2 separate regions of the Homo sapiens genome follow, and region 2 is linked to region 1. A link is a contact called in ENCODE Hi-C or POLR2A ChIA-PET data. All regions are on one chromosome and are shown on one strand. Each heading gives the region's core, a stretch centred on a gene start or an enhancer-like site at or near the end of the contact. The rest is flanking DNA. Distances are from core to core; before and after follow the strand shown.

Evidence for each region. Hi-C counts contacts between places; a loop is a spot of excess contacts on that map. ChIA-PET counts read pairs that join two places held with the same protein, here RNA polymerase II (POLR2A). Pooled maps may share reads with other maps.
Region 2: a pooled map shows a loop between it and region 1 (2.1-fold over the local background). The contact joins two enhancer-like sites. A Hi-C loop is called at or near these places in 1 of 50 pooled maps. POLR2A ChIA-PET finds 5 or more read pairs at or near these places in 3 of 52 experiments (HCT116, HEK293 and WTC11).

What each region holds. Positions count from the first base shown.
Region 1 is chr14:71,114,910-71,118,501 of GRCh38, forward strand. PCNX1 (pecanex 1) reads left to right here. Exons shown (of 36, transcript NM_014982.3): 36 at 1-473. Among named protein-coding and RNA genes, the nearest start is that of SIPA1L1, 200 kb to the right of the region's middle. RefSeq lists a silencer at 1,823-2,117. Within about 2 kb of position 1,787, at least 3 of the 41 ENCODE cell types and tissues checked have a DNase peak (open chromatin) inside an H3K27ac peak, as active enhancers do.
Region 2 is chr14:71,590,030-71,593,621 of GRCh38, forward strand. All of the region lies in intron 5 of SIPA1L1 (signal induced proliferation associated 1 like 1), which reads left to right. Among named protein-coding and RNA genes, the nearest start is that of SNORD56B, 190 kb to the left of the region's middle. Within about 2 kb of position 2,067, at least 4 of the 41 ENCODE cell types and tissues checked have a DNase peak (open chromatin) inside an H3K27ac peak, as active enhancers do.

The DNA.
Region 1 (3,592 bases), core at 537-3,036:
TGAAGCTTGATTCTACAACCAAAATAATAGAAATGGGGGGGGGGGGGGGAATCATGTCTGCTTATGCTTTTTAAAAGCTTATAGTTTAAGTAAAAGTAAAATGTAAAAACTGATTAAACCTATACAAGTCTGGCAATGAGCTCTGCATGAGGAAATGGAAGGAGGAATATTGAAAATGATTCTAGGAAAGTGAACGTAAGAAAGGAAAATGGGTTTTCCTTTTCTGATCATGGGCTCTGGAAAGTATTCATGGCCTTTACCAGCATTCAGTATAAACCAGAGATAAGGACATATGTACTTACGTGTGTCTGTGAGTGTGTGTGTGTCTGAGTGTTATTCTGAACAGCTTGTAAATATTGTAGTTGTTTAAAATGGAAAATAAAAGCTGAGTTCTTTTGGCAAATATATTGCATCAAAAATACAGTATTGACAGTGGATAAAACACTGAGGAAATAAATTTTTTTTCATTTTGCCTTCTGTCCATTTTTTGTCAAACTGAGAAAAATTAGAGTACACTATATTAAGTTCTGTATGGCATGTTCACACTTGGTTCTGAAATCATTTTAAACAAGCTTTGGCCTGTAAACATGTGCTTCAACTTGCAATAGATCAAAAGCGTACATCATACTTCATGTTAAAACATGGTCTGTTTCACACTTTTCTTAGTGCAAGGGTTGTAGTTTGTCTTCTGAATTTATCTCGATGTTACATATTAACAATATTAGATAGAACATGTAGGATAAAAATGTTCAATCACAGACTAAACTACAATACAGAAAATGGAAAGAACATTTGGATTATGGTCATCAAAGGCAGGTACAAACTTGTTTGGTATATTTGCAGTGTGTACTAACTCAGTGATTTCACATATAATACAGAAAATGCAAGCTAATTTACAATGAGAATAGACATATTCTTGATTAAATCACTTATAATCCTTTAATGCATCATTTTAACTATTTATTAGTAAGAACCAGAACCAGCAGGATACAGATTATATGCCTTTTGCATCAGAGTCCAAATAATTTGCTATCTATCTTTCCTCTGGGGTCACAGTGGCATAAAACATCTTCAAAGAAAGGCATTCCCTGGATTAGTTGCATTCCTCGTAGAGCCAGAGATTCAAAGGGCTGTTGACGTGAAATTTAGGTCCCATAAAACTTCTTCCTTATTCTTTTTTTTAATCCAGATCCTGCACAACCTTATTCTTAAAGTGCAGTTTATGTAAGATTTTTCCTCCTAAAGGATCCAAAAATGTTTCGCTGAACTGTAGCCAATGAATCTTGCCATGTTAGGTGTGTTTTCCCCTGGGGAAGGGTGGAAAGCAACACTTTGTGAAGTAAGGGCATGACAGAATGGTGGCTTCCTGGGTATATAAGCACTTACTTATATAAAATATTTATTCTTAGCCTGAGCAATAGAGACCCCTTTTCTACAGAAAAACTTGAAAATTAGTCGAGCACAGTGGTGTGTGCCTGTAGTCCCAGCTACTTGGGAGGCTGAGGTGGGAAGATTACTCCGCCAGGAGGCGAAGGTTGCGGTGAGCTGAGATTGCACCACTGCACTCCAGCCTGGGTGACAAAGTGAGATGCTGTCTCCAAAAAAAAAAAAAAAATTTTTCCTCCATAGGTGCTTATCCAAGGCAACTAAATATAATTAAGCTTCATCCTTGGGAAAATGTAATTTAATGCAAGAGGATCCCAAGGTTGCTTTGCAATTTCTCAAGCATTAACAGCAAATAACTGGAGATGAATCTACCTTGTCTGTGAAACTTTTAAAGATGCCATTCAGTTTCAGTGCCCAGTGAACCATGCCAAAAGGGGAAAGTCATCTTTCAGTCCGAGGTTCCTTTTTTCTTATGAGAGCACTATTTACGGATACAGAAGCAACCGGCCCATATAAAAATACTCCACATCTGTGGCCTCATCTTAAAGCAAATATTCTTGACCTGTCTTTATCATATAAAGTCAACATTCCAGGATAGCACTGAACTTAACCAGATACCCAGTAGTGCCTCTGTGTGTTTGTAATACAGTTGACCCTTGAACGACGCAGGGATTAGGGGTGCCAACGCCCGGCACAGTTGAAAATCTGCATATAACTTTTGATTACCCCGAGTCAACTCCTGTGAACAAAGGCTATCTTGAATTTGGAGGAAAGAGACTATTTCAGTGAGATACAGAAATAAATACAGAGACTTTATTTTTGTGAGATACAGAGATTTGGCTTGGCAGTTATTTTCTTTCTGCAGTTCAAAGGAATCATTCCACTGTCTTCTACCTTTCATGATTTTTTTAGTCTTGTTGCTCTTTTAAGGGCAATGTATTTTTAATCCTCCAATTATTTTTGTCTTTGATTTTTAAAGCTTTCCATATAGTGCCTGTGTGTAGTTTTCTTTGTATTTATCTTGCCAAAGTGTTTTTTATTATCACTGAATCTTGGCCATTATCTCTTCAAATATTCCTTCTGCCATATTATTTTTCTCTCCTCCTCTCACACCACAATTATACACATATTTTACCATGTCCTTTATCTCATGTTCTTTTCTGAATTTCCTATCTTTGGTCTCTCCATATTTAGTTTAAATATTTTATTCTACATATCTTCCAGTTGTTATTTTTCTTTCATCATCTGTATCTAATATTCTGCTAAACTGATCTATTGAGTTATTAATTTTAATTTGTATATTTTTCAGTTCCAGAATTTGCATTTGATCCTCTAATATATTTCCAGTTACCTGCTGATGTTCTTGCTCACTATTTAATTTATTAAACATATTAACTACAGTTAAAGCTCATATATGATAATTCCAACATCTGGGTCTCCTGTGATTCTGTTTCTGTTGTTTTTTTTTTCCCCCTCTTGTTTCTCTGTTTTGTCTTTTGTCTGTGTATTTCTGATTGAATACCAGACACTGGTATTCATTCAGAATACATTCTGATTGAATGCCAGACACAGTATATGAAAATCTGTACATAATTGAGGCTGTAGATGTTATAATCTTCCTCAAGATGATCTACTTTTACTTTTGGCAAACAAGGTAGGAAATAAGGGAATGAGCTGTTTGGAAGATGATCTTCAGCCTTCTGAGAACTGATCTGTTTCTCTTTTACTACTAGGGTGTAGCCCTTTAGATATACAAACTTAAAGACTGGGTTTCATCTTTGGCGGGCCCTGAATTGTAATTACAAACACCCCAGCCTTGTGAAAGTCCAAAATCACTGCTCAGTTTCTCAGCCACTGCTTTCAAATTGGCAGATGTGGCACTGAAACCATCCCCAAGAAAACTTTATAAAATTGATTAAGGGAGAAAATAAAATTCAACTAGGTTTGCAGTACAATGAGCAGTAATCATTAAGCCAGCTTGCCCTTTGGCCTACTTCCCTGTAGCTGGCCGCTGCTTACTACCCCAGGAAAATGTAGGCCTTGTCACAAGACTTTGTTCTATAGCTAAAATCTAAGAGTTTCTCCTTTAGGTTTTGCATATCAACGAAACTACTGACACCGGCTGGCTGAAGGGCCCCGTAAGAAGCTGACTCATGGAAGAATAGTTTCCATATCCTATGATTTCATCTCTTTACCAGGACCAATC
Region 2 (3,592 bases), core at 817-3,316, 480 kb after region 1:
AAAAAAAAAAAAAAAATATATATATATATATATATATATATATATATGTACACACACACACATATATACACACATATATACACACATATATATTTGAGATTATACACAGTTTTATCTCATACTTTTAAGAAAGACCATTGTGATTTACCGAAAAGTAAGTAGTATAAGTGAACCCTTACAAGCTTTTTGAGCAGCGTTAATTAAGGAATGAGTTTAAGTCATCCAGGTAGACAAACGAGGAAACAGGATGCTTACCCACGAAGGACATACCTCTGTGTTCCATTAGCTAGATTGGTCATCTCTGTAGCCAAGTGAAGAGGCCTGTGGCGAGAGGCTCCCTGTCTGCAAGCTATTCTCACAGTGTTTTGATTTCCACTGTTTTGGGGTTTTGAATGGTATTTAAAATTATTTAAAATTATTGAATGGTATTTAAAATTATGAGTGAAGTTTAGTTTCAAATATAGTACTCATAGCTTTATAACAATTGCTTTAGAATAAAGCATATCTTAATATTACTACATGATAGGTCCCATTCCAGAAGGCTTGTTGACGGAAACAATCTTGTCTCGTGACTAAACATCCATGTCTCATTCCTACATATCTATAGCGTGGGTCTTGGAATCAATATGTATTGCATACCCTGATGTCATTTTTAAACATTTATCTTCTCAGAATAATTTTCTGAAGTTTATATTTTAGAAATTACATCTCTGTTACACTGTCCTTTAAGGTACAAGGTTTCTCATTCTTGCCAACTTGGCATTTGGGGGTGCGATGATTCTTTGTTGGGGTAGCGTGGAGTAGGGGGCTGTCCTGTGTATTGTAGGATGTAGGATGCTTAGCAGCATCCCTGGCTTCCACACTATTAATGCCAGTAGGTTTTCCTCCTCCCTCTAGTTGTGACAGCCTAAAATGTCTTCAGGCATTGCCAAATGTCTCTTAAGAGGTAAACTAACCCCTAGCTGAGAACCCCTGCTTTACTGTACCTGTGCAAATTTTCTGCAGGTGTGTCTGAGCTGTCGATAGGTGGAGGCAAAATGGCCTCCACCCAAAACTGACACTGAAACATATTAGTTATAATCTAATTTATGTAATAATGGGTACTTTTTTCCTATTAGGCAGTATAATAATATTATTATAATAATGAACATTTTGGGTACTTACTGTGTACCAGGCACTGTACTAGGCATTTGCTATGCCACATTTTCTCATTTCAATCTCTTGATGCCCAGGAAGGTAGGTACTATTGTTAACCTTATTTTCCAGTTGAGAAAACTGGAGCTTAAGTGATAAGACTCTCATGGAGCTAGTAAATGTTGGAGCCAGGCTGTCTGAACAGAGTCATGTTCTTAATCACTGTTCTCTGATCTCTGCTAGGTTAAAGAGATGGAGAATCTTAAAGTATTTTATCTTTCAAAAGTCTGGAATAAAAATGTGAATGCCTAGATTCCAGATTAATCCTGTTTGTTCATAATAACCTCATAAATCTAATACCCACTAATCCAGTAGTTACTAACTTGAAGCATGGAAAATACCCTTTTACCCAGCATAATTGGAACTAGTGAATTGAAAATATCAACTCAAGCAGGGAATTGTTAAAAAGTATACATTCAAACTGTTTTATTATCATTAACACATATAAGAATATGTTTGCCAAACTCTTGTGAGACCAAGGGCTTTTCTTTGACAATGATTCTACTCTTTTAAATTCTTAATTGTGTTAATAGGCTAAACCATAAGAATAAAAACATAGAGACTAACAACATAATCTGAGTACAAAATCTTAGATTTCATAAATTTTTTCTCATTTTTTCATAGCTGTCCTGCCCACATTTAATCCAACAGCTTTCTTTTTAATGACTTGCCTTTATTAAGTTTGTATAAAGCCTTAGTTTTTAATAGGAACAACGTTTATCTTTTGTACTCATATTTCATCAGCTTTCATGATTAAATTTCATAATTAAAATAGCAAGTCAATTGGTATAAACAGCTCACTCTTTGTCAGCATGAGGTCCAGCTGGCAGGAACAGAAAGTATGTATGGCACCTAGGGATCACCCACTAGACTGCTAGTGCCATTGGGTATTTGTCAGCATGGTTTGCAGGGAAATTATGAGCAGTGGTTAATCCAGGAAGTTGTTCAGTGGAAGTCAGTTACACAGAGTGGTTACTGTAAGAGCTTTTCTTGGGCCACACAACTTTCAAGTCAGACAGGCAATTTGTTACAGTATGATAATATACCACAAATAGTGGCTCTGGATAACAAAATTTGGAGCAGAAATTAAGCTCTGTAAAGTATAAACTGTACATTTTAAAAATTGTTGTTTATACTTTTATATAGTATAAAACATATCTAAACAAACAACTCTGTCTTATAATAGACAACTTTGATTCACTGAAATTAGCAGACTAACTCATTTTTCCTAATCAGAACCTTAAAGCAAGTCTTCTTGTTGAAGGAGTACATCAGTGTCAGATGTAATTTATCCTCTAGCACCAAGGTGTGGCAGAGCTGACCTGGCTGTCACTCAGCCGCTTATCACCGGGTAGTTTCCATTTGGCTGCCTAATGCATTCCTGACTTCACTGTGGCTAAGTCTCAGGTGGGGAGGGGGTGGAGGGGGAGTACTTTACTAAAGTATGCTATACAGCTGATATTATATGTAAAAATCATATTTGGCTGATGAAGCTATAATCACTTTATTATTATGTTGTTTTTATAAACATTATTTTACAAATTTAGACTTCAGAGGCTATTTTAGTCCAACATAGAAGCCAGGTCCATTGCTGGAAAAATACTGGATCAGTAGAGGAATCCCATTGTTTGTATTTAGTAAAATAAGCAACATGCCATTGATGCTTTTCTTTCCAGTCCTTTCTCATGCCCACTTCTCTTTGCCATTTTGCTAGTGAGTGTATGTTTATATTGAGAACCAGGATTAAATGACAGTAATAATATAGCTAACATGCATCATGTTACTTCTTTGTACTTTATTGAGTTCCTCACTTAATGCCCATTGGACATTAAGGTGGATCTGTACTGGTGATAGAAGTCCAAGTGATAGCCACATCCTCCTTATGGAGGCACAGACTAGGCAGTAGGGCTGCATTCAGATTAACCTGAATTACTTATCTTCCTTTGAGTATGTATGTGTTTTGTGTTATTTATTTATTTATTTATTTATTTATTTATTTATTTATTGAGACAGAGTCTCACTCTCTCACCTACGCTGGAGTTCAGTGGCACGATCTCCGCTCACTGCAATCTTTGCCTCCTGGATTCAAGCGATTCTCGTGCCTCAGCCTCCCAGGTAGCTGGGATTACAGGTGTGCAGCACTGTGCCAAGCTAATTTTTGTATTTTTAGTAGAGATGGGGTTTCACCACGTTGGCAAGGCTGGTCTCAAACTCCTGGCCTTAAGTGATCTGCCTGCCTTGGCCTCCCAAAGTGCGGTATTACAAGCGTGAGCCACCGTACCTGGCCTTTTGTTTTCATTTAGATAGTCACCATGATCAGAGTACTAAGGAAATTTATAAGTGGAAAATACTAAGTTATAGAATAATTATAATGTTGCCTATATCCTGCATAGCTTGT